Regions from separate parts of the Homo sapiens genome. Here region 1 is linked to region 2. A link is a loop called in an ENCODE intact Hi-C map of the cell type or tissue named here. Cell type or tissue: PC-3. All regions are shown on one strand. Links, peaks and the distances in the headings refer to the core of each region. The heading gives the core; the rest is flanking DNA.

Evidence for each region. Hi-C counts contacts between places; a loop is a spot of excess contacts. Peaks named below come from ENCODE experiments on the same cell type or tissue, not always from the same donor. Only the 100,000 strongest peaks of a DNase experiment are listed, where the experiment ranks them.
Region 1: a loop joins it to region 2, with 4 times the contacts of the local background. A loop is called at or near these places in 3 of 110 quality-filtered maps.

Annotation. Positions count from the first base shown.
Region 1 is chr7:12,121,203-12,138,730 of GRCh38, reverse strand. No RefSeq gene overlaps it. Among named protein-coding and RNA genes, the nearest start is that of TMEM106B, 81 kb to the left of the region's middle. In PC-3, for the core only: no CTCF peak of the experiment used is centred there; a DNase peak (open chromatin) is centred at 7,850; H3K27ac peaks cover 1,369 bases.
Region 2 is chr7:12,213,719-12,230,449 of GRCh38, reverse strand. It overlaps TMEM106B (transmembrane protein 106B), which reads right to left. Exons shown (of 8, transcript NM_001134232.2): 2 at 15,423-15,641; 3 at 11,929-11,992; 4 at 6,065-6,224; 5 at 631-771; 6 at 12-61. The coding sequence starts at 15,639. Among named protein-coding and RNA genes, the nearest start is that of TMEM106B, 11 kb to the right of the region's middle. RefSeq lists a silencer at 7,240-7,440. In PC-3, for the core only: no CTCF peak of the experiment used is centred there; no DNase peak of the experiment used is centred there.

The DNA of each region.
Region 1 (17,528 bases), core at 5,439-10,438, 90 kb after region 2:
ATGTGACAGCGGGGTAAGGGTAGATTGGAAATGAGGGAGAGAAGACAAAATTTTTGAACTAATACTTGTGGTTTCCCTTTTCTAACTCTGCTAAGCACCAGAAATTGCGTGGTAAATTTTGTGTGTATGGGATTTTTCTGGCAAGAGGATCTCAAGCTGTCATCAGATTTTCAAAGGAATCCGAAACTCTCTGAAGGCTAAAAGCAACTAGATTAGTGAAGACAATTCATGAAAGGTTATGAAGTTAAGTTTGCCACTTAAGAGGTACTGAATACCCAAAACATGTTTATAGCAGCTGACATGGACAGAAGATGTCTGATGGTAGAGATATTTTTGTGAGTGGGTGGAGGTTGTAGAAACTGATTGAATGTGGGAGTCTGGGGGCAGGGGAGAGAATATAAAAAGCATCTTGAATTAAAAGATGAGAAAATGGGGAGAATGGAAATGTAACCACATTATGTTTGTGCAGGAAATATTAAATTAAGCTTTTATACCCTGATCTTGACAATTATTTAGGCAAAACTGAATTTCTACATAAATTGTGTTGAAGTGATCAGAAAGAAAAGTCAATAATCAAGCCAGGTTCTTGATATTTTTCCCATAAATATTCACTAGGCATGACAGGTAGGAGACTAATTTTTAAACCACTCATTTGCTCTTTGCTAATAAAAATACATCTTTTTATCTTCTGCTTGACGGTCTGTACATTAAATGAATTTTGAAATATGTATTAAAATAGTTAAGATTCTTTAACTGTAAATTTCAAAGAAAGAATTATTTTAAATAATAAATACATGTATGTAAAGTATAGATTTAGATACAGCTGTTAAAAGACTTTAGCAATACATTATGATTGTAAAGGAATAAATTTTTTAAACTCCAATTTTCTTATAGAGGAATAAAAAAGAATTATTGTACAGGCAGCTGACAGATGAGCTAAATCTTATCACTGTTACACAGATAAAGGTCTAGGTGAATGAAACAATAAATGGCCAATGAGAAAGACATTGGCAGGTCCCTACCTTAAACATATTACATATGGGTAGTGCTAGAACAATAACTTGAGAAACCTTGGGTTACATTAAAAATCAACAACAGCAACAACAGAAATAGGGTAAATTTGGTTTTAGGCAGACATGGCTCATAAGGAAAAAACACATACAGTTTACACCAGTAAAATCAATTGAGGGTTGCTTAGGAGCAGTTTTTTGCAGACACTTATTTCAAATAGAGAGTGAGTCATAAAGTTTATCTGTGTTCATCATCATCTTGCCTCTTGGTAGATGGATTTCTACAGCTCCAGTAAACACACTAGCTTTTTATGGTAAACTTACATTTCATTTTCTAAGACATGGCAATCTGATAATTTCCGTAGAGCAAAATAGACTAGGTAGGAGTTTAATTTTCTTTCTTTTCCTATAAACTTGCCTGCCTCTTTCACTTTGGACTCAGGTTTATGTTAGCTAAGTATACTTCCTAAAGCCGGAGTAGGAAATGGCTTTTTCTCTGGTGAAGTTTTGTCCTAACTGCCAAAATACTCTTACTCTTAATTAGTTCCTTGACTGAAACAAGCTGTGAGTGGCGTAACAGTATATTATTCCTGTATTTGAAGATTTTTGTTGAAGAATAGAGTGCCTGATAAAGACTCTGAAGGATAGTTTTTAAACTTTAAATTCGGTTCACCAAGTATATGTAGCACTTGCTATGTGTCCAAATGCCTAATGCATTTCTTAGGCATTATTGGAATCAGTGAAATTGGAAAGCTACAATCTGCCCCATTAGGGCTGATTATTTGTTTTCTAGCTGACTTCAGCAACCTAAAAGCAAGCCCAGAGATGGAGAATACTTGATGGGATTTTGGCAGATGGGTAGGAGGAAAGGCCAAAGAAGATGGCAGAGAAAAATATTAATGAGAAGATTTGGAAGAATGTGTAATGGGGTCTGAGCTTGATAGAGAGGACAGTAAAAGTAGGATGATGTCACCAAAAGTAGAATGATGTCACCAACTGTAAAGGACCTGGTCATCTCAAATATGGTATAGAACACTGAGAGTGAGAAGAATTAAAGTGAGATGATGAAAGTCTTTCATTTATACTGAGAGTGTAGGTAGATGATGTAGAGACCCAATACTCCTTCCAGTGCCATTTATTTCCCCCTCACTCTGAGGAAAAAGAGCATTTTATGTGCAATATTAACCCCTTTGATTTATAAAAACAGAAAATTTGCTTTAAAAAGATAACAATGTTAAATAAAAATAGACAATGGGTTTGGCATGCTAGGAAAGGCATATAATAGAAGAAAGTGATTTTTAAATGACTAAGAAATATTATATTTACTTTAATATTCATTTTTAGAGTCCCTTTTACTATAACAATTATAATGTTCATATTTTTTGCAATGTACTGATTAAGCACAGTTGAAGTCAAATATGAAATACCAAACTACTCTAAAAAAATACCTGGTATCAACAGTTGGGTATTCCATGTATATTAAGTAGCCTAAGGGGCTAAGTTATAGATATTAAAATTATCTTTATTTCATTTTGATGAAAAATGTACTTGAATATAGTATAAAATCTAACACAAAAGTGAAGAAAAATATCTGCTATAGAAATTAGCTATGATGCTAAATTATCCTGTATGAAAATGACTTTTTTGGTATTTACTAGAAAAATAATAATAAGTACTGTTATATAATTATAGCTGTATTTAGATGACAGGATAAAAACATTAAAATGCAGAACAGCATTAATTTATAATGAATTATAATGCCTGCTATGATCCAACTAAGCCCTGGCCAAGTCTAAATTTGGCTTTGTTAAAAATGACTTAAACTTAGTTGTTGATGTCTTTATTTCCCCTTACCTACCTGTAATGTGGCTGCTCTTATTTTAGTGAAGGGGGAGAGACAAATATTAAATAATGGAGAGGAGAGGTTTGGTTTACTATTTTTTTTCTATTGTGTGCAAGTAGTTCAGAATCTGTACATGAGTTTTAGTGGATAGAAACTGATTGAAATTTGTGGCAAAGCAAATGTTCTCAAACTTAGATGGAGGTGCCTGAATGAAATTGATGCCTATGCAAATATAGGGCTCTTAGTGAATTACTGTGCTTTTTAACTTTCAGCTTTACTTAAGAATTGCAGGTGGAGCCAGAATATTCCAGAGAAAGAGATCAGCTTGGGCAAAGGTCTGGAGGCACATAAAAATGTTTTACTTGCTAAATATTAAAATTAGTTAAGTATAGCAGGCATATAAGACAATTGTGAAGGATGAAGCTAGAACATTAAACAGGGACACATTATGTGAGGACTTCTATGCTGAGGCAAGGGGTCAGAAATTTATTGTTTCACTCCAAAAGGGGCACTAAAGGAGAAAAAGTAATTGAAAAATTTTAGAAAAGCCCCTCTGGTTGCTATGTGGAGGATGGAGTAGAGAGCATGTTTGAGGAAAGAAGACATGCAAAGTGAAACTGCAGGCATAACAAAGAAATGATGTTTTCAATTAGCTTATTGCAATAAACTTAACAATCTTTTTAAATCTTTTTTTAATTTTTATTTTATTATTATTATACTTTAAGTTTTAGGGTACTTGTACACAATGTGCAGGTTAGTTACATATGTATACATGTGCCATGCTGGTGTGCTGCACCCATTAACTCGTCATTTAGCATTAGGTACATCTCCTAAAGCTATCCCTCCCCCCTCCCCCCACCCCACAACAGTCCCCACAGTGTGATGTTACCCTTCCTGTGTCCATGTGTTCTCATTGTTCAATTCCCACCTATGAGTGAGGATATGCGGTATTTGGTTTTCTGTTCTTGCGATAGTTTACTGAGAATGATGATTTCCAATTTCATCCATGTCCCTACAAAGGACATGAACTCATCATTTTTTATGGCTGCATAGTATTCCATGGTGTATATGTGCCACATTTTCTTAATCCAGTCTATCATTGTTGGACATTTGACAGACTTTAAACCAACAAAAATCAAAAGAGACAAAGAAGGCCATTACATAATGGTAAAGGGATCAATTCAACAAGAAGAGCTAACTATCCTAAATATAGATGCACCCAATACAGGAGCACCCAGATTCATAAAGCAAGTCCTGAGTGACCTACAAAGAGACTTAGACTCCCACACAATAATAATGGGAGACTTTAACACCCCACTGTCAACATTAGACAGATCAACGAGACAGAAAGTTAACAAAGATACCCAGGAATTGAACTCAGCTCTTTTTTAATCTTGTAAACTATTTCCTCATGATCTTTCTGTTGGTTAGAAGCAAGTCACATGATCTGCTTACACGAAAAGTAGGGAATTATACAGGTGTGCGACTCATAGGGGACATTTAAGAGTGTGTCGTCCAAAAATACATTCATTAAGTTCTTCATCAAAAGTTAAAAATCTAGTAAGCATTCTTGTTAAAATTGAATAATATATTATGTTTCCTATAGTGATCTTTTAAAAACACAGTTGGATCCATGGTCTCTAACCAACCCCTTTCTCCTGCTCATAGCAATCCAATAATTTCCCAACTTGTAATAAAAGCAAAACTGCTTCTAAAGTTTATAGACTGTACATGAGTTGGGTCCTGTTAATCATTGTCTCTGTCTTTCCCCTTTGGCTGTGTGCCCCAGACACACTCCAAATTACTTCTTAGTGTAGGGCTTTGAAGTAGTTGTTCTGTCACCTTCTCAGAAAGGCCTTTTCTGACTAGCCAACTAGGGTTTTACCACTCAACATTGGGTATTACATAATCTGCTTTTTATTGTCTTTTTAAAACCTGCTGTTGGTGATAGTTTCTTCTAGGTTTATTGGTTACTGCTGGCTACCCAGCCCCCAACTCCTCTGCAGTAGAATACAAGTTCCATAAGAGCAGAATCGCGATGTGTCTGGTTCATCTCGTTATTCCGAGTACCCAGAAAATTTGTCTCATTGGAGGTGCTCAACACATATTTACTGAATGAATGAATGGCCCACATAATCACCACTGGAAGCAGCTTTTAGTATTATAAAGAAATCCCTTTAAAACTGCTTATTTTACATCACATGTTTTTGGTTTGACTCTATATAATTTAACAAAACTTAAGCAAGAAGTACTGTAACTTGTATTTCTTCAGTAATGAGTCAAAAAAACTCATGGTCTAAGGACATCATTTCTAGTGCTAAGTATGTGTTGGTTGCTTGCTGGGGCACAATGACTTTTCTCACTGAGATGTAATCTAGATTCACTGTTGCACATACTGAATTACAACGTTTTTTTTTCAGAAGTCATACTATTACTAAATATAAACAATGTAAATGATTATTTATTCAAAAAATATATAAAGAAACCTAATGAAACTGAAATCTATGTGCTTTTTTAAAAAAACTTTTATATTAAGTTTAGGAGTACATGTGTAGGTTTGTTATATAGCTAAATTTGTGTCATGGGGTTTGTTGTACAGATTATTTCATCACCCAAGTACTATACCTAGTACCCTTTAGTTATTTTTTCTAAACTTCTCCCTCCTCCAACCCTCCACCCTCCAATAGGCCCCAGTGAGTGTTGCTCCCCTGTATATGTCCATGTGTTCTCATCATTTAGCTCTCACTTATAAGTGAGAATATGTAGTATTTGGTTCTCTGTTCCTGTGTTAGTTTGCTAAGGATAATAGTGTCCAGCTCCATCCATGTCTCTGCAAAGGACATGATCTTGTTCTTTTTTATGGCTGTATAGTGTTCCATGGTGTATATGTGCCACATTTTCTTTATCCAATCTATCATTGATGGGCATTTAGGTTGATTCCATGTCTTTGCTATTGTGAATAGAACTCCATCTAACATGTGTATGCATGTGTCTTCTCAAACAAATCCGTGTATGTCAAAATTATGTTTAAGATTAAGGCTATTAATATCTAGTTTAATACAATAATCTCAAAGATTTTGTGATTTGGAGAGTATTTCACTACCTTTGAAAGGGACATGATAACACTATATGAAAAAAAATTGGTTAAGTAAACATCTTCTGGGACCACTTCTAGCTTGTGCAATGTTTTGAGATGATAAGCTTGATAAAGAGATTGTTTTGTGTTTGGTGTGTGACATGGTTTGGCTGTGTCCCCACCCAAATCTCATCTTGAATTGTAGTTCCCATAATCTCCATCTGCCATGGGAGGGACCAGGTGGAGATAATTGAATCATGGGGGCAGTTTTCCCCATTCTCTTCTGGTGACAGTGAGTGAATTCCCACAAGATCTGATGGTTTTATAGGGAGTTTCTTCCTTTGATGGTCACCGATTCTTCTTCCTGCCATCATGTGAAGAAGGATGTGTTTGCTTCCCCTTCCACCATGATTGTAAGTTTCCTGAGGCCTCCTTGTCCATGCAGAATTGTGAGTCAATTAAACCATTTTCCTTTATAAATTACCCTGTCTCAGGCAATCCTTTATAGCAGCATGAGAATGGACCAATACAGCATGCAATCTATACTGCTTGCAATGTGGACTAGAGAAAATAGACACCTGGGGAGGCACTGGATGAATGAGTTGCACAGTTGGCATTTTAAAAAATAATGTGGACTCATTCATCATTGAAAAACAAATATGTAGTTTAAAATGTGTTTTAAACCAAGAACTTAACTTCAATCAATTCTCTAAGATTAAGTATGAAATCAAGCATGTTTTCTTATCAGGAGACAAGATCGAAACTTGAACTTTCAGAAGCATACTAAAAATGCAGGGATTTATAGAAGTATTCATTGAATACCTTGTTACACAATGGCTTGAAACAAAGTATATAAAATTTTACATATAATTAAGATGACAGTTTAAAAATGCTGACAATGGAATCTCCAGTAAATGTTTGCTCCAGGAAACTCTAAACTCTTAACTAAAGGAACAAAACTAAAGGAAGGTAGTTTATCTTCAAGAGTGAAAGTACTGTAATATCAATTGTCCTATGTGAGATATATAATTAAATTTTCAAGAACCATACATTCGTCTACTTTTAAAAGTGAAACCAAAGAATACATCTGAATTTTTGACATTTCCTTAGCAGCGTTTTTATTTTTTAATGAAGAGTCTCAAAACTATTAATCTTGCTGAGAATTCCACAATTGCTGATCAAACTCCATCTTGAGGCAGGTTAACTAAATGGCTCATAATCATACACAGTTAGTGACAAAGAGTTGTAATGGGTTTCATCAAAAAAGACTTCATGAGTGTAAGAAGAGATAACTTCTTTTCCTATAAAGCACACTTTTGATGCTACCATCTTAAAATACCTTTTCATGAATTATACAAAGTTTATAGCATTATTTTAAACCAGAGAGCAATTGTATGCCCTTCAGTGATAAGATTTCAAAGAAAGTCCTCATCCTGCCTGAGGAACTAGGGGAAGACAATTTCTATTCACTGTTAACCACAATACACAGGGTATTAACCACAATACACAGGGTCAGACATAGTGATATACCATGGGTATACATTGGTACATAAAATACATATATTTCTTGCAGTTTATTATTTTCCATCTATTGAATAAAGAGACAAACTTTTTTTTTTTTAAATAATAACCTGTGCTAAGTCTCTTAGTCAACAGTATTCAGGGTGTATAGGAGTGGGAAACTTGCTTAGAGTGGGTGTTTTGGGAGGGCCTCTTTGGGGAGTTGGATTTTTAAGCCAAAATTTGAAAGGAGGAGAAATCACTGAGTGAAAATAAATGAATGTGGCATTATATAGGCCAAGACAAGAAAAGAAGGAAGTCATCTACAGTGTCAGTCCCTGGAAATCAGTCAGTTAAGAACCATAACAGATAATCATCAGATTTAGTCACAGAAAGGCTATAAACTGCTTTGGCAAGAACAGTTTCAGTTGCATGGTAGAGCAGGGAATTCATATTACTCAGAACTGAGGAATGAGTAAAGGTGGATGGTGGTAGTGAAAGGGAAGCCATAAACATTGCCAATCTCAAAAACAATTTACTTGGCCAATTTCATTTTTTGAACAATCTAAATACTTAACAACAGTGGTTGTAAAAGTTAACATTGTAAGTTACAACATTGTAAATTATTACAAGGGAGTATTATGCAATCCTTTAAAATGTGAATGAAGAGTATTTAATGATGCACAAAAATGCTTGCTAACTTGTAAATTTAAAAGCAGAATGTAAAACTGCATTTGCAAAAATCTTTTTAAAGTACACGTGACAATAACACATTTGCTCTTGGATATATATAAATAGAAAAATATGTCAACACTAAGTATCATAGTTACATATTATGTCCAATATATTGATATATATGTAAATATATATAACTAGAAACGAATATACTGAAATATAAACAGGTGTTAGCTCTGTGGGTGTCTTAGTCCATTTTGTGTCTCTATAAGAAATACCTAAGGCTGTTTAATTTATAAAGAAAAAGGGCTTACTGGGCCACAACTCTGCTGGCTGGAAGTTTTGAGACTGGGTATCTGGTGAGGGCCTCAGGCTGCTTCCACTCATGGCAGAAGAAGGGGAGCTGGCATCTACAGAGATCACACAGTGAGAAAGAAAGCAAGGGAGAGAGGAGGGAAGTGTCAGGCTCTTTTTAACAAGATCTAGTGGGAACTAACAGAGCAAGGATGCACTCACACCTCACTCCACCCAGGGAGGGTATTCATCTATTCAGAAATGATCTATTCCCATGATCCAACCATTAGGCCCCACCTCCCAACACTGCCACACAGATGATCAAATTTCTACATGAGATTTGGTGGGGAAAATAAACCATTTCCAAACTATAGCAGTGGTATAGTTTTGTTGGCATTGATTTTTTAACAGTGTATATATATTACTTTTATAATTACAATGTTAAAATTAAGCATTGTAGACTAGGTGCAGTGGCTCATGCCTGTAATCCCAGCACTTTGGGAGGCCAAGGCAGGTGGATCACCTGAGGTCAGGAGTTTGAGACCAGCCCGGCCAACATGGCAAAACCCTGTCTCTACTAAAAATACAAAAAATTAGCTGGTCGTGATGGTGGGCAGCTGTAATCCCAGCTACTTGGGAGGCTGAGGCAGGAGAATTGCTTGAACCCAGGAGGCAGAGGTTGCAGGGAGCCAAGATTTGAATCCATTGCACTCCAGCCTAGGCGACAGAGCAAGATTCTGTCTCAAAAATAAATAAATAAAAATAAAAATAATAAAATATCATAAACTACAAATAAAACCAGATAGACTGGTTCAAATATATGCTCTGGTATTCACTAATTTAACTTTTGAGAGTTAGACTGTTTTCCTCTGTGAAAGGGGAACTATAATAACTTTGTATGCTTTGCAGGAAGATCATATTACAATGTATTGAAACTCCTCTTTAAAATATAATTATGCCTTCAATTATTTGATAGAGATTTTTAAAAATATATACCCTCGGTTAGATGTCATAAAAAGAACAATAGGGCCAGGTGCAGTGCCTCAGGCCTGTAATCACAGTGCTTTGGGAGGCTGAGGTAGTCACTTGAGGTCAGGAGTTTGAGACTAGCCTGGTCAACATAGCAAAACCCTGTCTTTTCCTCCCCACCCCCCAAAAAACAAAACCAAAAAATTATCCAGGTATGGTGGCGCACGCCTGAAATCCCAGACTCTTGGAAGGCTAAGGCACGAGAATCCCTTGAACCCGGGAGGCTGCGTAGGTGGCAGTAAGCTAAGATAGCACTACTGCACTCCAGCCTGGCAGCCTAGGCAACAGAGTGAGACTCTGCCAAAAAAAAAAAAAAGGAACAATGGTATAATAAATTAGGGAAAGACAATTGAATTTTTATGTAAGTTAGTAAAATCATTGAACAAGGAAGTGGGTATAATAGATAACAGTGAGTCTATATTGCCTTATTTTTTTTGGAAAAAAATAATTTTTATTAGAAAAAAATCTTTACCTTCCATAATATGCATCCTTCAAAAGTTTCTTATATTTGCAGGTATCTCTAGAAAGTATCCTGTCATTATTGACTAGGTGCGTGGGTACAGAAACCAAATATGATTTATTTAGATGTAAAATCTACTCATAATTGTGCTTCTGGAATTTGTATGGTAGAAGAACTCTGAAAGATTAACACAGTAAAATACAAAGGCAAGTTGTAAATTGGGCACACAAAAGTGAAAGGTGGATATTTTCCATGTGACTTTATAAAAAGCAGAGCCAGGTCATTGTGTTATTTTTATTTTAAAGTTAAGGTAGAAGATAAAGTAACTTCTTCTCTTTTCATGATTAAGTTTGTGCAGGTTTTGTGGTAAAATTTATCTCTTCTTTAAAAGTAATAGCAAAAGGGAATAAAGTTTCCTATACCTAAGGCGAGTACAGAATTCTAACACAGATGAAATTTCTCTTCATGCAACCTCCAACATAAATTCAGGTTCATAAATTTCAACTTTTTATTTAGGTGTTCTATAAAAATGTTAATCTAAGTGAATTTAGTAGATCTCCATTTATTTATATCAAAAGCTCTGTATACCACATATGTGAATTAATGATTGTTTTATTATAATATGTATTACTGTTAAGCAACTATGATTTCTGGGCACGTAGAAGATATTGGCAGACATAGTCCCTACCCTTAAGGTAGTTGTAGTCTTTGCTAACATTGATGAGAACAGTCATATAAAGAATATTCAGGCAAATAAAATATACTGACATTAAATAAGAAATTGAAAAATAAGAACCTGAGGTTTGGAGCATTTTAGAAGAGATCAGCAAAAGACTTACAGATGCATATGTAAATAAGTTGAGAAAAGAGTTATTATCTTCTCCTAAGCTCTGGAGGAGAGATTCAGGGACTTCAGGGATATTTTGAGTAATGGAAGCAAAGAAATCAGAGAGACCTGGGGGGCAGATGCTTTGCATATTAGATAGATATTCTGTAGTATAGTAATATTTTTCATCCTCTGAGAGTACATTTAATTCAGTTATATGTCAACTATCAAAATGGAGTTAAAGATGATGTCATCAGCAAACAAAAGTCAGGCATCCCATAACTGCACTTGGGAAGTTGGCAGGAAGCAAAATAGATAAAATATGTGGTATTACTTAAAAGCACATTCTTTGATGTCAGACAATTTCACAACTGGTTCAGATACTTAGAGCTTATTCTCTAAGCCTACATTTTCTTATCTGCAAAATAGAGATAGCAAATAGTCCTTGCAAATCTGCTCTGTTGTACTAACAGTGATGGTCTAAGGTTTGACTTGACCATTGAGGTCATGAGACTCAGTATCTTTTAACCAGCATCAACATTTTTAGGTTTAAGGAGGGACAGGAAGGGAATCACAGAGCATGCATAGCAACAACATAGCAGAGGCTATGTATCCTTTGTGGCAATGTACTGCTTTTATATGCCAGTCATTTCACATTTGGAACTATATGATCATGAGAGATGGTGCTGGGCAACCTTGGCTTATGAGGGCAATTAGCACAGCTATCCCTTTAGCTTTTTTATTTAGTTAGGCACACGGTTACCTTAGGTGCTCATAAGTGACACCAGTCTTCAGAGAAGTTGCTCTTTATCAATATATTCATTACTTGCTTGAGACAATAAAGTAGGTGCTTGGTCCAATACAGAGTTCTTGGTGAGATTTTCACTTATCTTCTCTCTTACATCCCATTTTTCTATACATTTTGTGGAATATATTGCTAGGAAACTTGATCAAAGGCCAAATTCTTGGGCATCCCAAAAGCTAGAGGGAAAGCCACATATGTAGCTATTAACTCTTGCCTTCTAGAATCAACCTTGTAAGATTTTGTGAGAAGTTAATGAAATAATACAATTAGAATGTTTAGCCCAGTGAATGGCACATAGTGCTTAATAAATGTCAGTTAACAACTATCCTTATTCATAAGGTTCAACATATAAGATTGATGCTTGGTTTTGAGGTTTTATGTGACCATATTCTGTTTAGGACATAATATCTATCTATCACTGTAGTTACTGGCTTGCTGCTACTGCTATTACTAAACTATGCAACTCTGTATTTTTCCTTGGTAACACATTTGGAAACAATTTTCATATTACTTTCTAACAAAAACTGAAGATATTTCATTTTCCTTTGTTTATATTTTCATCACTGAAGGAGCACTTAGATATATATGTAATAAGTACAATGGAGAAGTAACTTGGTTAAGATATCAAAATTATGTTTAATTTGCAGCATTGGATTTAGTTCTAAGTCTCCACTCAGGTAAGTTACTAAAGAGCTTTTCCTATCTTCAGCAAATTACTGGCATAATTGTCAAGTTTTAGTGAAATTAATAAATAGAAATGGATGTTTCATAGCATTGATTTATATATACACTTATTCTTTAGTATTATAGCTCTGTGAGCAGGGCAGATGGGGAGGTTATAGCATTTTGCATTACTAGTCTGCAGAGGACCATGAAAGTAGGGTAAAGATGGAAAGCAAATAAAGTTCCTCTGTCTGCTTTTTTCAGGGCTGCTTTTCACGCACTGTTTCGTGAAATCCGTAAAGTAGAGACATATCACATTTTTGGAGAATCTGGGGTCCACTGACCCCTAGGCTATATTGTTTATTAGATGTCACAGCATTTTGAAGAATGTTATTAGGAAGAAATTTATTTTTAGTTTTGACATTGTTTCTTGTTTTTCTTCCTTTCCATTTCTGTCATTTTCTTCTGTCTAATTTGTCTCCTATTCAATCCAACAATATTAAAGCTTTAACCATTTCTACTAACAAGTCATATGAGAAAGATACAAATAAGTAAAATTTAAAAAATATAAAACAACAATACCCAGCCAAAATGTTGATAATTCCCCTTTATAATCAATGGAATTCCCCTGGAATTCTATCAGTTCCCAGATATGTTTTCTCTTAAGAATGATGCTTCCTCCCTCATGAAGAGAGTACAGAAGGGAATAGAAAAGATTCTCTTCTCTATTCTTCTTCTTTCTATTTTTTATTTTTTTTTGAAAATAATCTATGAATTTCTAAAAGACAGAAGAAAGAATGTTTTTAATATACAAGTAAATACTGCCTTTATAAGTAAATGTGCCAGAAGATCAACCAGGGCAACTCTGATGTCTTCAATGATTTTGTTCTTAAATGATGTGACTTTTTTTTTTTTTTTTTAGCAAAAGTTAGACTTTCAGACTCTCAGCAACAGATAATGCATTACTTTCCCAGTATGTTCATGGCATAATCAGGACATAATCACGTTGTAGCACATAAAAGCTTAATAGTAAAGCATGCTGAAATCTCAGGGTGATTTTTAAAAAGGAGGAAATAAAGATGCAGCTTGATGGAGGCAAGAAAATAAATCTAGCTGCAGAGCTGAGTCTTGCAGTGAATGATTACCTGCATATTATCTGAAGGACTTAGAGCAAAAAGTCATGGAGCAGGTAATGGTGGCTAAATGATAGAGCCCTATGCTTCACTTGGGTTTAGTAATATAAGAAGTCTAGCTGGCACAATGTGAGAGGTAGTGGCATCTTTGTCTAGGTGATCTGCCCATCAGACAAGAATTCTGGCCAGTGATTGGGATTGGGATGGGGGTATACAGGTAGCACTGTCCAGCACTTTAAGGGTGATGGAAAGAGTTAAGGCAAGTCAGGACATTAGAACCAATCAAAGGAACTGTATATCAGAGACATGTTACTTTTCTATTTGAGAACTGGTATTGAAATCTAAGAGGGAGTTAGAATCACAGGTTTGAATGTATTAGCTCATACCTGCAGAGAAGTTGGTGTAGGCTATGACTATGCAGGGCTTAACACCATATACTGTGTTTGTGGCTTCAAGATCAGTTATAGTTCTAATTCCCACAGAATTTTAGGTAGTGGAGATGGCAGACAAGCACATTTAGCATCTCCTTCATACCGCTCCATCCCACCTTTCCATGGAACCTCACCTTGGGGATCCTTGGAACTCACTAGCAAAAAGCAGTATTAGAAAAAGATCAGCTGAAATATATAAATACCAGTGTGCTAACTTTTCAAACAAGCTTAGCTTAACCAATTAAATTATTTCAAAATTTGAAATTTAGCCAGTAATTGTGCCAGCTTTTTGGTGCCCAGTGTTTATTTACCAAGCAGCAGAGACATCAGTCCATGATGTGAGCACTGCAGTGGTTTTCTATACTTGATACTCATTCCATAGACTCTTCACTCTGATTCTCTCAAATACAAAGAATACTAAGATTCTCACTGCAGGAACTCCAGGGTTCCTTGTTCTGACTTGCTTGGAGGCTACAAAGATCATATTAATGGGTACTCTTCTGACCTTGACCGGAGGCAGTGTGTTATCTAACTGAGACTATCAGTTTTTGCCCTTGAAAACTGCTCCCTGAATTGATAGAGACAAGACTTAAAAAAATTGGAGGCAGATTACATTTTATGCTTGATAATAAGCATGACTTACATACTGCATTTGCTTAAAACAAAGTGAGACAGCAAGGTGGGAAGGGGTTCCCAGAGAAACTCCACCCGACCTGAGCACTGGGAAGAATGCAGGCTGGAGTGGAGCCACAGAAGTTTGTGCACTTCGCAGGGGAAAGGAGCCGGGCTCTTCCTCTTCTTGGGTGGAACCCGGCATTCAATCTGCCAGGTGAGAAGCACTCCAGCAGGAACTCTCACTTTGTTACGAGTCCCTGATTCCCCTTTTCTTCCTTTTTCACTCAATAAAACCCAGCCTTACTTACCTTTCAAATTGTCTGCGAGCCTAATCTTTGGTGGTCATGTGACAAAAAGCGCATCTTTAGCTAAACTCAGGAAATGTCCCTCAACAAAAGTGGAACAGGCATTTAATGGAAAATATTTCAAGTTTTAGGAAATTGTTTATAATTTTTTATGTTAGAATGCCTTTTTTTTCTTGGTGTGTTGGGGCCAAGGGAAAACCTTTTCTTTGTTCTCTGAAGGTTTGCTAAAAATGTTGACAAGAGGGAGATTAATAGGAGAAGAGGCATACAAATTTATTTGATCATAGATTTACATGACACAGGAGACTTTAGAATGAGGGCCCAATGATAGGAGGAAAATTGTCTATTTTTACATTTAGGTTTAACAATGTATGGACAGCCACGTAGAAATATGATTCAACAAAAAGAATATGATCTGATGTTAACAGATGGAATGGGGAAACACAGCAAGGCCTGTCTGTATAAATTCTTCTTTTCCTCTCTGGTGTCTGTATTTTTTCCTTCTGAGTAAGGATCAGGACCCTCTCTGGAATGGGGGTTTTATGACCTATATTCAAATAAAGTTGGTCAGTTAATTTCTTTATGGCCAGTTTTTACACAGAAAGAGGGGTAGGGAGTTAGAGTAATATTTTTAGTATTTATGGCTGGCTTTGGTGAAAAGGGATTCTAGTTTCTATAATGACTCACCCTGGGGAAGAGGTATTTTAATTTTTATGGCTAGCCCTTGGGGAGAATGGGACTGAGAGACAGGAGGGCAGGTAAAGGTCAGGAAAAAAACTTACTTTTCAGGCTGTTTCTGAGGCTCTTATTTTGGAATATTATTTTCTGAGTTCCAACAGATTCATGTGAAGTGCTCTTCGATAGTCTATGTCTTAATACCCAAGCCTTGGTGTGAGAATCAACTGGAGTGTTTATGTAAAAAGCAGATGCATTTGCTTAACCATACACCTGATCCTGAATCACTAGTTGACTCTGAAATAATACACACTTTAGAAATAATCTAGTTATGGATCCAGGACTCTCAAGCTAACTTAACTCCCTGTATCACCTGCCCCTCAGACTAGTCATCACTCCTAGGATCTTCCGCACTGTATGCCTGAAACAGTTCATTCAATATTTGGCAAACATTTGTTGATTGCCTCGTGTGTACCGGGGATTCTCCTAGGTACCAGTGATTTAAAATGAACAATACATATATCTTCCCTAGGCAATACCATTCAGGACGTAGGCACGGGCAAAGATTTCATGACTAAAACAACAAAAACAATGGCAACAAAGCCAAAATTGACAAATGGGGTCTAATTAAACTAAAGAGTTTCTGCACAGCAAAAGAAACTATCATCAGAGTGAACAGGCAACCCACAGAATGGGAGAAAAGTTTTGCAATCTATCCATCTGAAAAAGGGTTAACATCCAGAATCTACAAGGAACTTAAACAAATTTACAAGAAAAAAAACAAACAACCCCTTCTAAAAGTGGGTGAAGGATATGAACAGACACTTCTCAAAAGAAGACATTTATGTGGCCAACAAACATGAAAAAAAGCTCATCATCACTGGTCATTAGAGAAATGCAAATCAAAACCACAGTGAGATACCATCTCACACCAGTTAGAACGGTGATCATTAAAAAGTCAGGAAACAACAGATGCTGGAGAGGTTGTCTAGAAATAGGAAGGCTTTTACACTGTTGGTGGGAATGTAAATTAGTTCAGCCATTATGGAAGATAGTGTGGCGATTCCTCAAGGATCTAGAATCAGAAATACCGTTTGACCCAGCAATCCTGTTACTGGGTATATACCCAAAGGATTATAAATCATTCTACTCTAAAGATACATCCACACGTATGTTTATTGCAGCACTATTCACAATAGCAAAGACTTGGAACCAACCCAAAAGTCCATCAGTGATATACTGGATAGAGAAAATGTGGCACATATGCACCATGGAATACTATGCAGCCATAAAAACGGATGAGTTTATGTCCTTTGCAGGGACATGGATGAAGCTGGAAACCATCATTCTCAGCAAACTAACACTCGAACAGAAAACCAAACACTGCATGTTCTCACTCATAAATGGGAATTGAACAACAAGAACACATGGACACAGGCAGGGGAACATCACACACTGGGGCCTGTCAGGGTGGGTGGGGGGATAGGGGGCTAGGGGAGGGATAGCATTAGGAGAAATACCTAATGTAGATGATGGGTTGATGGGTGCAGCAAACCATGGCAAGTGTATACCCTATGTAACAAACCTGCATGTTCTACACATGTATCCCAGAACTTAAAGCATAATAAAAAATAAAAAATTAAAAAGACATAAATCCATCTTCAAGAATTATATCATACATGGAAGATAGAGTTCTAAAACATGTCACAGTGTGCTCAGTGATCAATGTTATATTAGATCAATGCAAACTGCTATAGGAGCAGAGAAAAAATTAGTCACCTTCCTTAGGAGAGAAGAAGAGGGCATACTATTTCACAGAAGATGTGACATGTGAGCTGGGCTAAAGCAGGCTTTCAGAAAAGGAGAAGGATGCCCCAGAGAGACAAAAATAAATGCAACGTAGTCCTGTATGTTCAGAGATAATGGGAAATTCTGGTGGCTGGAGCCTAGTTTGCGTATATGCAGAAATCTAGGAATTTAATTGAGAGGAGCCCTATGATTTACAGTAAGGAGACCTTACTAGTCTGTAGGTGATAAGAAACACTGAAAAATTTCAAAGAAAATAGTGATATGACCAGATGGAGGACTGTATCTGCTAATCATTAAAAGGAAAATAGTTTCTTCAAAGGAAGATTGTGCCCTAAGATCGATCTCCACTGCACCAGAACAGCAAAATAATATTGGTTGT
Region 2 (16,731 bases), core at 7,276-12,275:
TCAGAACTTACTACATATAACTCATTTCCTCTGCTATAACGGTAGGTACTGTGTAATCAATCTGAAAGGCAAAAGGAGAAATTCGATAGAGAACAAGATCAAAACATCAAACATTTCAGATATACTTCATAACTTCAAATAATTAGAAATTTTTCTCCTTTTACAAGCTTGATTCTCAAAGATTTCATCTTGTATGTGTATAAGACACATTTCTTTTTCTTTTTTTTCTTTTTTGAGACAGGATCTCACTGTGTCACCCAGTTTGGAGTACGGCGGTGTGATCACGGCTCGCGAGCCTCGACCTACTGGGCTCCAGTGATCCTCCCACCTCAGCCTCCCCAGTAGGTGGGAAGAGAGGTGCACACTACCACACTCAGCACATTTTTGTATTTTTTTGTAGAGATGAGGTTTCACCATGTTGCCCAGGCTGGTCTCGAATTCCTGGGCTCAAGCAGTCCACTGAGCTCAGCCTCCCAAGGTGCGGGGATCACAGGCATGAGCCACTGTACCCAGCAGAGACACATTTCTAAATCAAGTTTTTGAGGAAATCCCCCACCTCCTTCAAGTTATATGATATACAAAGCTGACATTCATTTAACTCTTACAAAGTATTTCATGATTGATTCTTACTTGTTTCATATCAAGTGGACCAATAATGGTTATGTTGTTTAAGCGTGCCTTTCCAATAACTGTTTTTGAAAATTGAACTTGGGCAGTGATGTTTTCAACTTCGACAGAGTAATAGTTATTGTTTGTTATATTTAGTGTGTTCTACAAAAAAAGGACACAGAAAATTTACAAGTTAGCTAAAAATATACAAATATGTATTTAAAATTAAAGTAACTTCAGCTGTAGCTATGCTTCATTTATTAAGAAAAAGAAAGTAATACCAAAATGTCAAAGAAAATTAAACCAATTATTTGGTTTTATGCACGAGTACTATGTATGTAATATGCCAAGAATAAAAACATAATTCAGTATTTAAAAAAAACAAAATGTATAGCTTCAGAATATGGACATTAGTAAGCTGTTTCCTATTCTATTAAATACAAAGATGACCATTTAAAATGTTCAACAGTACCTAAAATAATCTTTTTTGTTTAAAAGAAATTGCTATTTCAACTTGTACACTAGTAGAGATTTACAACAGCTCACTATGAAGAAGAAATGGGCTAGATTCAAGTCTGGTTGGTTGGGGAGAAATGTGGTTGCATCATTCACATGCTTAAGTAACAACTAATAGCTGGGATCACCTTCTACATTTCTAATTTACAACTGTTGTCTCAAATTACTGTAGAAAACAGTCATTAAAAAATTTAAAAATGTTAAATAAAAAATAACAGATATATAAAAGATCTGTAACAGTCATACCAAAAGGTAACATAAACAAAATCCATAGACACTAAATGATAAATAAAAGAAATATTTGTAAGCATCGGTTATAATCTATAACATGCAAAGAGCCCTTACAAATTGAAAAGAAAAAGACAAAACTCTAACAGGAAATGAAAAAAGAACAAAGGACATACATAAACAAATCAAAAAGGTACAAAGCTAAATGGCCAAAAATATTTTACAATGCTCAAATTCATTTATAGTTAGGAAAACGTTTATTTAAGTAAAAATGGAATATTGCTTTAAATTCCTCAAACTAGTACAATTTATAGAAAGCACCAAATTCTATTCCTGGCACAGATATGGGAAAAGGGTATATTTTCATACTGCTAGCAAATATGTGAAGTGTTACAGCCATTTCATCAGTAATTTAGTTATATACATTAAAATTAGAATTATGTATAGACTTTGATCGGGCAATCCTACTTCTGAGCACCGATTCCACAGAAATAAAAACATTAGGATGCTAATGACAGTGTTATTTGGAATGGGAAAAAAAATCCTGACAATAAAATGAATTCTATTCATAAAAAGAAAGAATAAATTATATTAAGTCCTTATATGGAATATTATGAAGCCATCAAAAAGAATCAATTAAGTCAGATAATTAGGAAAGATTTTTACAAGGTATTAACAAATGTGAAAACCAAGATGCACATAAATAAGTACTAAATAATATTTTTTAAAAATACTGATTTTTATAAAGCTGAATATGTGAGTATACATAAATGTTAATAGGAATATGTAGAAAGATATGAAAAGATGCAATATGGGATGAGTTGAAGGAGAGAAAATAGTTTTAGTAAAAAAAAGGATGAAAGAATATGCTAGAGTCAGCAATTATATGATTACATTTATGGAGTCATTTACATTGGTATAGTCACAAATGTAAAGAAATTTCAAAAATGTTCTCAAACACAGTAAAAATAATCTTTAAATATATAAACATTTTATCTATTTGGCTCTTAATGTTCATGTCAATTTCATTTCTAGACATGATAGGAAAGAGATAGTTAATTTGAGGTCAATGGATCTTCTGATAAGACCAAGGATTGAAATTTAGAAGAATCTTGGAAGTCTTTGTATATGCAAAATTATGCTGGTACATGTCTTTTTCTGTACTGTCCACAGTTTCATTAGAATATTTAAGGGATCAATGATGTAATACAGGTTGAGAATACAAATCCTTATGAGAATTAAGACAAAGAAAAAATAAGACAGAATAAATAAAAATTTAGTAATAAAGGTTAGACATTTGTTGCTCAGAGTAGTGAGAATCCATTTAATTTAAAAGATGAAAAGAGATCACCATAATTGTTAACAAAGACCCTAAACTACCTATGATCTTTAATTGGCAAATGTACTTTCAGGAATTTATCCTAAAGAAATAACCTGAAATGGAAACAAAGTTTAAGCACAAAGATGTTTTCCTAATATTTGTAATAGTAAAATTAAACATTCATTAAGAAAATGGTTGAATTAATTATAATATGATCATGTAAAAGACTACACAAGACCATTTAACATGGGAAAATGTACTGTGACCTCAGTTGAAATGTGCATTTGTATATATGTGAATGAATGTGTGTATCCTTTACACATGAGAATGATTACATTTGTAAATGTATATGCATTGTTCGTAAATATATGTATATGGTAATAGTTCGACCTAGGTAGCAGAAGTAAAAATCTTTATACATTATAGTTCTCAAATGTCTTATAATGACAAATATTTTCATAAGTAGAAAGACAAATGTTACTAAAAAGTAGTACTACTAATATATACTAATCATTTTAAGAAAGCAAAGCAGTTCCATTTTCAACATACTTATAGATAATGTACAGAAAATTCAGCCTCTTATCTCATTGTCATCTAGTTAATGTTCATCCAAATAATCTTATTTTTCATTTAATGTTCAGTCTGTCTCAGTTTAAGTGGCAGTATTCCAAAATGTGAGAATTTCTGCATAATTACTTAAAATAGAGTATGATATTCACATTTAAATATACTTGCTGGTACTTAAAAGAAAACATCACAGGGTTTTTTATTATTTATTAGTACATATTTATGTTATTTGACATGAAAAAAGTCTTTGGAGGTAGGCCAAAAAAAGTCTGGCCAATGTTTTAAACAGTGTATAAAAAAGAAAATATGTTCCTTGTTCCAAAGGGCTAAGTGAGAAAATACCCAACAATTCCCCAGTTGCATAAAACAATTTACAATTAGCATTGTGTTACAAACGTTTTATTCACATATACGTATATTTTCCTATATTGTTGTTTTTAAAGAAAAAGCCCTTAAACCGGCAACTTTTGACAGAAAGCAATAAGAATAAATGGATCCACGGGATCCATTTTTTCTCTGTAATTAAGTAGTGATTCCACTTTAACATACCATTCCATTTCACTCACTGTCCTGACAAACCTCCCTCTTTCCAACCACCACCACAGACATCTCTACCTCAACCTTAACCACACCATTAACCTCTGCAAGAAAAAACAACTATCACTCTTCCTGGCAGATCACTGTCACTCACATATATCTCATGGCTGGCCAATAAATATTATCCCTTTTCCTAATTCAATAGTTAGCAAACCGTGCTCTTTTCAAACAAACGTTAACATGTAAAACAGGTAGAAAACCTCTCTAAGGTTTTTGTTTGTTTTGTTTTCATGAGTGGCAAGGCTACACGGTCCTTTCAAAAACAATGTCCTAAGAAACACACATTGTTTGCAAAAAGAACAAAGCTGGAGGCATCACTTCAAACTATACTACAAGGCTACAGTAACCAAAACAGCATGGTACTGGTACCAAAACAGAGATACAGACCAATGGAACAGAACACAGCCCTCAGAAATAATACCACACATCTACAACCATCTGATCTTTGACAAACCTGACAAAAACAAGAATGGGGAAAGGATTCCCTATTTAATAAATGGTCCTGGGAAAACTGGCTTGTCATAAGTAGAAAGCTGAAACTGGATCCCTTCCTTACACCTTGTACAAAAATTAACTCAAGATGGAGTAAAGACTTAAATGTTAGACCTAATATTTAAAAAACCTAAAACCATAAAAACCCTAGAAGAAAACCTAGGCAATACCATTCAGGATGTAGGCATGGGCAAGGACTTCATGACTAAAACACCAAAAGCAATGGCAACAAAAGCCAAAATTGACAAATGTGATCTAATTAAAGTAAAAAGCTTCTGCATAGCAAAAGAAACTATCATCAGAGGGAACAGGCAACCTAAAGAATGGGAGAAAATTTTTGCTATCTACCCATCTGACAAATGGCTAATATCCAGGATCTACAAAGAACTTAAAAAAATCAAACAACCCCATCAAAAAGTGGGCGAAGGATATGAACGGACACTTCTCAAAAGAAGACATTTATGCAGCCAACAGACACATGAAAAAATGCTCATCATCACTGGCCATCAGAAAAATGCAAATCAAAACCACAATGAGATATCATCTCACACCAATTAGAATGGCGATTATTAAAAAGTTCAGGAAACAACAGATGGTAGAGAGGATGTGGAGAAATAGGAACACTTTTACACTGTTGGAGGGACTGTAAACTAGTTCAACCATTGTGGAAGACAGTGTGGTGATTCTTCAAGGATCTAGAACTAGAAATACCATTTGACCCAGCAATCCCATTACTGGGTATATACCCAAAGGATTATAAATCATGCTGCTATAAAGACACATTAACACGTTATGTTTATTGCAGCACTATTCACAATAGTAAAGACTTGGAAACAACCGAAATGTCCATCAATTATAGACTGGATTAAGAAAACGTGGCACATATACACCATGGAATACTATACAGCCATAAAAAAGGATGAGTTCATGTCCTTTGTAGGGACGTGGATGAAGCTGGAAACCATCATTCTAAGCAAACTATCACAAGGACAGAAAACCAAACACCACGTGTTCTCACTCATAGGTGGGAATTGAACAATGAGAATACTTGGATACAGGGAGGGGAACATCACACACCGAGGCCTGTCGTGAGGTGGAGGGATGGGGGAGGGATAGCATTAGGAGAAATACCTAAAGTAAATGATGAGTTAATGGGTGCAGCACACCAACATGGCACCTGTATACATATGTAACAAACCTGCATGCTGTGCACATGTACCCTAGAACTTAATAATTAAAAAAAAAAAAACACGGCATTTTCACATATGCTAATTTACAAAAGAGAAACCAGTCACCTGTATTTCATCTTTAAAGCTGATAAAGGAATGGTCTATTAAACGTGGCAAAAACTGTATTTCCCAAATACAATGAAATCAAAATGTTACATTTATAAAATCTATCAAATCAACTATGTCAACACTTTGCTAGAAGTTATTCAGAGTCATATGCTGAAAAGTAAATTGTAATACCTTTTTTCTTTTTTTAGTTTATTTTACCCTCCTAAAGACATTTTCAAATGCTAAATCATTCTGTATATACAGAATTGCCAGTATTTATTATTGCTATTTTTAGCAGAACCAGAAATGGTAGAGAACGTCAATACAGAAAAGACATACAGAAAGCACACTGACCAGTGTCACATTTAACAAACATCTCTTCTCAATGGGGACAAAGGTGCTGCTTAATAGGATAAAAGAATGAAGTTAAACATTTTTCATATAAATTTATACTCACTGTGATATTTAAATAAATTGTACGCTTCTGAACATCATAACTGACATAGGCTGATTTTACACCAATGTATTTCACGTCGATAGAGCGAGGGAAAAGGAAAAACACAGCCAATCCAGAAAGGAGTAGACAGACAAACACAGAAGCCATCACATACAGCTTTCTGAAAAGGAAAAGAGGGTATTTAAGTACATGTGCATCAGAAATTATATAACACAACATTAGAGAAGGTATGTTCAATTTCCCCCATATATCAGCAGCAACATATATAAGATGCTAAATGTTACCAAATTTTCACATCTGAAAGTATTGGGTATGGTTGAGTCTGAGTCTATTAAGTGTTAAGATGTTCTCTTTAAAAGATGAAATCGGCGGGATGCGGTGGCTCACGCCTGTAATCCCAGCACTTTGAGAGGCTGAGGCGGGCGTATCAAGAGGTCAGGAGTTCGAGACCAGCCTGACCAACACAGTGAAAAACCATCTCTACTAAAAACACAAAAATTAGCCAGGTGTGGTGGTGTGCGCCTGTAATCCCAGCTACTCAGGAGGCTGAGGCAGGAGAATAGTTTGAACCCGGGAGGCAGAGGTTGGAGTGAACTGAGATCGCACCACCGCACTCCTGCCTGGACGAGAGAGCGAGACTCTGTACCAAAAAAAAAAAAAAAAGGAATCACATTTTTGGACACTGAAATTTTGGGCTTAAAAACAATAGAACATTTACTTTTTTGACTGCCAGAGCAGTTTTCACATTAGATTCAAGCTGAGGAGCTTCATACAAACGCACATTTCAAAACTCCCTCTGAATTCACTGAAGCAGAATTTTCACATGTTAAGTTTTGCCATTACATGATCCCCTAAAGTGACTGCTCATCAGAACCATCTTAGAAATAATAATGATGGGGAAGGGAGAGCATTAGGAAAAATAGCTAATCATGCTGAGCTTAATACCTAGGGGATGGGTTGATGGGTACAATAAACCACCATGGCACACATTTACCTATGTAACAAACCTGCACATCCTCCATATTTTTAAAATTAAAAAAAAATGACACAACCACATGGCTCATCAATGATTCTTACTATAATTAGTCTTTTTTTGAGTATTCTCATCTCAAAGTACTTACATACTCAGTTTTTAAGATTTTTTTTACATTGATCAACTCTGCTTTGAAGGTGTTGTTACATTTCTTTTTCTAATCAAGAAAAGATATTTCATGCAGGTATAAGACAAGGAAAAATTTGTAGGTAAAAACTTCCTCTTTTCAAGGTTAACCTCAAAACCAGAGTTCAAATAACTATTTCCTGTTCTCTCTAACATACAAGTCCTCTATTGGATGCCCACAACATCCTTTTTTTGTTTTTGAGTCTTGCATGACAATTACTTATTTTCCTTACAATCTACTTATACAAAAATTTTCCATTTTATTGTTTCTTCCACTCTCCGCCACCATTTCCTTTCTAAATGCTCTGATGGATTTAATCTTTGTATGTATTACAAGAGCAATTAAAGTGCCTCCTGCAGATATTTTATAAATATTTCTTAGTGTTTTAAGTTGCCCAAGTTAAGAACAGAGCAAACTGGTTTATTAAAAAACAAAATAATACAAGCAAACACAAATTTGCTAAGTCACTGCTACTAAGTCCATGCTGTTGTCTTGAGCAATCAAAACAGTTCCCACTCACTCATTTTGGACTCTCTCAACCTGAGTAGGGGTAGTGATCCCCACTGGATTACCTAATAGGAAATTTAAACACGTTTATAGTATCTATAACACACCAAAATACATAAAAAGGCATAAGAAGTGTTTAACATCATCATAATAAAATCTGAACTTTGTTGGATTTTCTACACTTCAGCGTTTTATTTTTAATTACTTATGGGCGGGTGAATCCATCATAATCTAGTCCTTAGGGCTTATAAGTCAGTCCTAGTTGTGAATAAATGAATCATGTTCTAAATTACTCTGTATACCACGTTTGTAGCCATAACGAACATTACTGAACCTGGTGGGACAATAAAACAACATTCCATCTAGTATTTCATTCCAAATTGAAAAGTTGGCTAGTTTACTGACAAAATATATGTCTCCATTACAAAATTAACTAGTAATGATTTTTCTTATGGCTCTAGTGATAGCAACCAAATCCTGGGAGTTATAAGGTGCTAATGAAGTTATGAAAGTTGTGTGGTATATCTGCAATCAAGTTAGAATTCCATTTTTGCCATTTCCTACCTGCAGTATTTAATGCAATTTACTTTTCTTCCTCTTTAAAATCCATGTTTGAGGATTAAATGACATAGCTAAAGTATACAGACAAAAGCAATTGATAAATATAATTTTCTAATAATCTTACAAATCACTCAATTTGTAAAGAAATAAAGACCCAAAGTTGTTCCCAAAATATTATAATTTTATTACAAATTGAGAAACAACAACTGTTCTTGGCCTTGTGTGAGCTCTGAGGACTATTCTCTCTGCTCCTATTGGGTGGTCTTTCCTCAGCCTCAGGTATGTTCCTCACACATATATGTTGATCAGGACACAGCTGCAGGCTTAAGAGCACCCTCTCCAGCTCTCTACCTTCTGGTACTCTGCCCTGCTAACTCTAGTCATTTTGGCTTTCTGGACACCCAGTTCCATCTCCATTGAGGAAGACCACTGAGCTCTGCCTGGGTTGGTTCCTTCCTTGTGCTGCAGGCTGGAACCTTTCTCAGACAGTAAGCTGGTACAATCACAGGGCTTGCTGGTGCAATCATAGGGCTTATCTCCTTTGTTTTTGCTTTCTCAGGAATCACTGCCCTGTGCTGGCTGATGTCCAATGTCTGAAAATATTGTTTACTATATTTGTCCAGTTTTACAGTGATTTCAGGTGGGGTATTTCAGGCATTATTCTATTTGGGTCAAAAGTGGAAAATTCAATTTCTTTGATTTTGTATCTCTTTGGTCTTATTGCTAAAACTCTTGCTCCCTAAGGCATTTACATAATAACTTATTTAAGTATAAAATTTCCAAACTACATCAAAGGTACTCCTAATAATGCAACTATTAAGTACAGTTTAAAATTTGTTGTGATTCTCTTTGCCATTTGGAACACAACTCCCGACATTTATAGTCACAGCACAATGTTTTCAAGTCACTTAAAATAATTATTTCAGTTTTGTTAGTGTCACCAACTTCATATACAGTTAGAATAATGTTTCCTTTTGTCTCAATTTTTGGCAGTTACTTTTGATTTCATCTTTTAAGTTATGTAAAAAAAATGTACACAGATACAGACACACACACACACACACACACACTTTACTTGCTTATCCACTCCCTCTTCCAAATTCCTTCCCAAACTCAGAGGTGAACCAATTGTATTAGATTTGGTTTATCATCCCATTGTTTGTCTCTTTGTGTGTATATGTGTGGGTTTGAGTGTGTGGTGTTTTCAAAGAAAAACATATTGTCAATATCACACTGTGGTAAAATATAGTTCTCCTTCCATTTTACCATTGTGTACACATAGTATCTTATTCCATCAGTCCTCTATTATTGGTATTTACATTGTTTCCAGTTGTTTGCTTCTGCAAACATTGGCACAATAAATAATTTGCGCAAATACCATTTACTATATTTGACAACTATCCTGAGAATAAATTTTTCAAAGTAGGATTTCTGAGCCAAAAAGTAAATGCAGATGTAATTTGGCAAATAATGCCAAATTTTCATTCACTAGCAAGGAATGAATATACTTGTTTTCAGTCACTACTGCCAACAAAGTATGTTGTCAACATTTTGGATTTTTGCCACTGTGATAGAAATGGCATCTAAGTGTAGCTTTAATTTGCATTTCTATTATGAGCAAGATTGGACATCTTTTCAAATGTTTAAAGGTCATTTGCATTTCTTTTTTGTGAACTAGCTGTTCATAGCTTCTATTTTGCTTTGGAGGTTGGCCTTTTTCTTCTCAAATTCTGAAGCTCTTTATAGAGTAAGGATATTGGCCCTCTGTCTGTGATATGATTTGTAAACTTTACTACTTAGTTTGCTATTTGTATTTTGACTTCAGTTAAGGTTTTGTCTTCATCCTGTAAAAGTTCATCTGTCAAATTTATCTTTTCTGCATTCAAAATCATAGTTTAAAAAGTTCTCCCACTTTTAGGTTATAAAGGGATTAATCCTAATTTCCTTCATATTCATATCTGTCTATACATTTTGTAATAAAAGGTCAGACTGTTTATAAAATCCTTGGTTTGTTTTATTTTCCTGATTTAAATATGTCACACCATTGCTTATCCGTTTGAGGCACTGTAGTCAAGAAGCAGCATGTCAATCTGATTTTCTAACATTTATAAATTAATTGATCCTTTTGCCTAGGTATTTAGGAGTTTTGTTGTTTTCTTAAAGTTCAAGAATTTCACTAACCTGGGTTGATTTTTTTCAGGATTGTGGTGTCTTTTCAATATGCAGGTCCCTGTGTTCTTGATTTAATGTTTTGCATTTGTCCAGTTCTATTCCTTTGGTTTTCTTCTTCAGATGCTCCAATTACATACATGTTTAGTTTTCTTTATGTGACTTTTAGACATTTTCTCTCAAATCCTTTACACAATTTGTTGTTGATGTTTTCATTCCTCCCGTTTATGTTCTATTTCCCTGACTGTATTTCCAATGTATTTGTACTTGTGTTCTTCCAGTTTTGTGGAAATGTTTTTCTTCTAATTCTTTCCAGAGGTCTGTAAATTCTCTTTGCACATACTCCCATTGTTTAGTTATCTCATTTCTGAGCTTCTCAATTTCTGCCTTATGCTGTCCTGTTATAGCTTTTATAGTATTAAGTTAAAGTGTTCATCTGCTCTTTTCACATGCCTTTATTAAAGTGTCAGTATTTTGCTTAGCTTACTTTCTTCAACTTCTTAAAAAGTATATTTGTATAATGCTTTGTTGCAATCCTTTCCAGGTGCTCATGTTTAAATGAAAAGAGCTTTTGTACTTTCAAGAAAAGGTTTCATTTGCGGTGATGGAATATGCCAGCGTTGCTTTGCTAGCTTCACTGTTCAAGGGCTCCATCCTCTGTTGATATACAAAGTATTTGAAAATATGGCCTCCATGTATATTTATCTCCACAGTTTTGAGATGATCTCCCTAATATGTCAATCTGTTCTCTCCTTCCTTCCTAACTCCTGTCCTGTAAACATTGGATTCTACTCAACTTTTTTCTTGAGGATATGTATTTGTATCCTTTTGCAATAATTTTTGCTTCCACATTTCCTAACGTCTCTGAGGATTTAGGATGGTCCAGTTCCTTCTGATCTCGAAGATACTTAGCAGGTCTCTTGTGGTCTTTTTGCACTTTCTCCAAGCTAGAGCATGCAAATCTTGTCATTTTTACAGATTATTCTTGGAAATATTTGCTGGGTGTCCTCTTCTTTTGGGACAAAGTATTTGCTTTGTGTATCAGGGCTCATATGATCCTTAGTAACTCTTTTTGCTTTCCTTCACAACCTCCACACAGCTGCTAAGGCCGTTGGGGTCCCTGCTGTCACCATGTTTAAATACCAATTTTTATCCTGGGGTTGTGGAGTACACCTTATTATCCAATTTTTAATGAAAATTTTATGTGTGTGTGTGTTTGTACTGCTATTCTAGATCTATTTCCATAGATTTGAGAAGATAAAGATACCATACTGCTTTCAAGACCTTACCCCAACCAGAAAATCCTTTCTTGTCTGTTTAAGGATACAAAGCATATGATGACATAATTTAACTACGTGACAGCATTTTTTCTTTTAATAGTTTTAACTAGTTATTATACATAATTTGAAAAAATACAAAAAACAAAAATAAAACATAAAACACTGCCATATTCTTAGAATCACTTACGTTCTTCTTGGCCTTAATCTCTGATCACTATATGGAATCAATGCCACCAGTTGGTTTTCTTGCCCTAAATGTGAAAGAAGTAAGTTCAGAAATTACTATGATTAGTTAAAAATATAATGGCTCCCCATCACAATCTGGTTTGGAAAGACCAGAATATCATCTGGCACTCATCTCTTTCCTTTAGTAAATTGCTAAGTCTTCAGAAAGTATCCAGCAGAAGTTCTAGAGAAGACAGCGTGTTTTTTCACACGTAAATGTCTAGCTAAAAAAAAAAAAAAAAAAGTATAACAAATGAGGGCTTACTTTTTCTTCCACTAAAAAAAATCTAAGTCCTAGCTTTCAGAAGAGCTAAATTTACCAGGCCTTCCTTCAGCTTCACTGGTGTCCATTAAGACTCTGATTTGGTTGTCTGGATGATAAAAGAAGAAACATATTGGTATCGCCCTTTCCTGAAACCTCTATCATCTCTATCACTGCAGAGCTTCTGACATTGTCCCCCTTGAAAACCAAAACCGGCCTCTGAAGTAGAAGTCTCAAGCTTTAAGAGCCCCCTACATAATGAGCCTTCCAGGGCCCTTTCAGGTCTCACCCCAATCCATGTTAAAGTCACTTCAAAATCCGTGATTTCTTTCTTGGGTTGAGCTATATCCATAAGTTTAAAGGATAAATGGACCTTTAAATGCCAATTTTATAATCTTATTAGAAGTTGGCTTATCATATTAACTATTAAGGTATCAGATAGTCAAGTTCTCTTTAAAAGCTTTCTAAAATGCTTCTGTTATTTCCCCCGACACATCTATACTCTTCCTCTCATCTGTGCTCCCCCATCACACCCATATATAATTATACAAATACATATAACATGGATATCTGTATCTTTGTGTGTTTACATATCTCACCTTGTTTAGTGGTATTCATCTGGCTAAAACTACAACCCTGGTTAAAACCAACCCTCTGGCTCCTATGCATATATCAACAGAGCTAAACATGGACACAGAAAAACACACAACTACACTCACTGGTTTCATTTTTGATCACTCATGTCAAGTAGCACTTAATGATGTCAACAATCATACTACATTTCCCAAGTTCATACTCTCAAGCTGACTCTCCAAGACCACAATTTTATAACTTCAACTCTCTTCAAATCTTTAATATCTTCTTCGCTATCCTCATTCTTAGTTCATTATGTGATAAATGGAAGATAATTTCTACAAGCTTCTATTATCAGATCTATCCACCTACCTGCTTCTGTGTCCATACTTTACCTTCTCTTTTATTACCAAGAATAAACCACCTGTGCTTATAACTTACCTTTTATAGAAAAAAAGAGCAGCTCTTTGTTCTTGTGCAGTAGATCTGCCCTTCTGTCTATTCAAGAACATTGCTCCAATAATTCTCTTATCTCCCGAATTACCAATGTTTTCTCTACAGATAATTCTCATCAGTATACAACTGTCTATTATTCACTCTATCTTACAAAGAAAAAAAAAAATCCCTCTCCTGACCTCACAGCCCCTTCTAATGACTACCTCTCTTCTCTCTGCTATGGAGCCAAACCCCTCAGAAAATCTATTTTCTCTCTATGTAACATCTCCTATGCACTCTTGAGCCCACTCTATACATGCTACACGTCTTTACCAAAACCGCTCTTTTAAACTCTTCTGTGGCCTCCATATAACCAAATCCAATGGCCAGTTCTCAGTCTTCACACTACCCAATCTATCAGTAGCATATGACAGTTGGTCACTCTTTCCTCCTTGGTACACTTTCTTCACTTATCTTCCATGATACCACACACAATGATTTCCTCCTCTCATTCTAACTTTTCTTTCTCAGGGTCCTTTGTTAATTCTTTCACTGACCTTGATATGCTACAGTGTCTCAGGATTCGCTAGGGTCTCATTTTTGCCATCTGCACTGACTAGCTTGCTGCTGTCATCCAGCTGAGCTTTAAGTGTCATCTATACATTGGTAACTTGAGGCTGGGCGCTGCAATTGAATTCCTGACCCTTATGATAACTAACTGCCTAATGAACATATCCACTTCCACGTCAAATAGGCATCTCCAAATATCCATGTCTAAACTTGAGCTCCTGAACTCTCCTGTGACATATACACTCAAATAATCTTTTTTTTTTCAATTTTAATAAATTGCTACTACATTCTTTCAGTTGCTCAAACAAACCCCCCCAAAAAAACTCTGGAGTCATCCTTGATTTCCTACTTTCCATAATCTGTATCCAGGCGGCCAAAAAAGTTTACTGGTCATACCTCAAAAATGTAACCAGACTGCTAAAACAGTACTCCCCTACCCCCTGAGCCTGGTGCATTAATCCCTTCAACTACAATAATTATTTTATTCTTAAATAGCTACTATCCTTGTGAAAATAAAACCATCATACTCAAAGGCCAACGCAAATGTAAACTTCAATTCAAACCCACAGCATTTTAAGATACATTTTAAGCATCTTAAAAAGGTACACAAAGTATACTTTATACTTTGACCTTCTTCCCTCTGGGTATCTCCAGGGTCACACATCAACTTTCACCAAGAAGATAATGAGAACAGCATAAAGTATCTTTATTATTTCTACTTATTGCCACTGTTCCTAAAGTAGCTTACAAGCAGCACACAGGGGATTATTTCCTTCTGACGTCCCCTATGATATATCACAAACAATTTTTTTTTTTCAATTTGGCTCATTTTCACGTACCATCCCTCTTCACAGAGTTTCTTTAACTCATTAGGGCACAGCCAGCTTATTCTTCTTCTTTAGATAATGAATTAAAAATATTAGGTTGGCCAGGCGTGGTGGCTCACAGCTGTAATTCTAACACTTTGGGAGGCCAAGGCTGGATGATCGCTTGAGCCCAAGAATTCGACATCATCCTGGGAAACATGGGGAAACTCCATCCTTATTATTAAAAAAATAAAATTTTAAAAATAACATGAAAGAATAAGCTTCCTTACACATTAACTCTGGCTGGGCATGGTGGCTTACTGCTATAATCCTAGCACTCTGGGAAGCCGAGGTGGGAGGATTGCTTGAGGACAGGAGTTCAAGACCAGCCTGGCCAACAATTGCGAGATCTCATCTCTTAAAAAAAAAAAAAAAATAGGTCAACAAATTACTTAAATTGCTTCTAACATCTGATATAGCAAAGTAGCAAGTAACTATGATGTCATCTCTACAGATGCCAAATAGGACTAAAAGTTTTCATTTACAAGACAGTGAATATCTGCTATAATAGCAGGTGGGAATGAAAAAATACTGGAGGTAGTGAGGTGGTTTTCTTTACTGCTTTAGGAACCTTAATTAATACTTTATTTGTTTCTTTTGCATCTTTTTGACTGAAGGTAACTGATATGATGTTTCAACTTTAATTCTAAGAGTCCTCTAAAACAGGTGGTTCCTGAGACCCACAGTTTTTATAATACTTGAGCAAATACCTAAAATCATTTAAAGGGAAAACAATACAATAACACATACCCCTAGGAATTCTTCCTGTTCCCTGACAAGTAGGGCAGGTGACACTATCTCTTCCTGTAAATTCCACATATGGAAACTGAGAGACATCTCCATTTCTTCCATCTTCATTATGGACTTCACTATTAACCAGTCCATTCCTCATGTTTTCAGATGTGACTCCATCATAAGCATCTTCTTTGCTTGAATGCAAAGGCAAATGAGAAAGAGACTTTCCCATGTCTAAAGAAAAATAAAAATCTTACAGTAAACTTCAGGGAAAAAAGTACATTCAAGAACACTCTGAGATATTTACACTAATTAATTTAGAACAGTCAAGGAACAGTCAAACTCTGTAAAATATTTGAAGGGATTTATTCGGAGCCAAAAATGAGTGAACAAGGCCTGAGGCACAGTCTCAACAGGTCCTGAGAAAATGTCCTCAAGGTAGTTGGGTTACAGCTTGATTATACATTTTGGAGACAGAAATTACAGGCAGAGGCATAAATCAATAGATGTAAGGTATACATTAATTCAGCCCAGAAAAGCAGGACATTTTGAAGCAGGGGTGGAAGGCTGGGGGGTGTCCAGGTCATAGGTGCATAGGTGGATTTAAAGATTTCCTAATGGCAATTGGTTGAAACGGTTAAACTCTACCTGAGGAGTTGAAGTCAGCAGAAAGAAATGTTTGTAGTTAAGACAAGGGAGGAGGATGTGGAAGCCAAGGTTCTGATTATCTAGATGATGCCTCCAGGTAGCAGGCTTCAGAGAGAATAGTTTGTAAATGTCTCTTATTACTCCTTAAAATATTCCAGGCTCTTGGTTAAATCGCTGCTGAATTAGGAAAAGATCTGGAAAGGAAAGGGGATTCTGTACAGAATGTGGATCTTCCCCACGAGAGACAGCTTTGCAAGGCCATTTCAAAGAAATATATTTTGGGGTAAGATATTTCAATTTCTCTCAGGGCCTGCTATCTGTCGAGTGATTCTATATTAGAGTCAGGTTGGGATTTGATATCTTATTGCTACAAAGAGACTCTTGTTAGTCTTCAAATCTCTGTTTTAATTGATGCTGGTCAGTTGTGCCTGAATTCCAAAGAGAGGAAGGTACAACGGGGCATGTTCAATCCCCTCCACCCACCTTTTCATCATGGCCTGAACTACCTTTTTAGGTTTACTTTGGAATGCCCTTGACAGAGAAGCGGGTTCCACTTAGTTGGGGGGCTCAGAATTTTATTTTTGGTTTACAGAACAAACATTAAGAGAATGTTCAAACTACCTTTTGGATTATACCTTTTGGATTAGGATTATATCCAATCAAAATAATGTCTGAA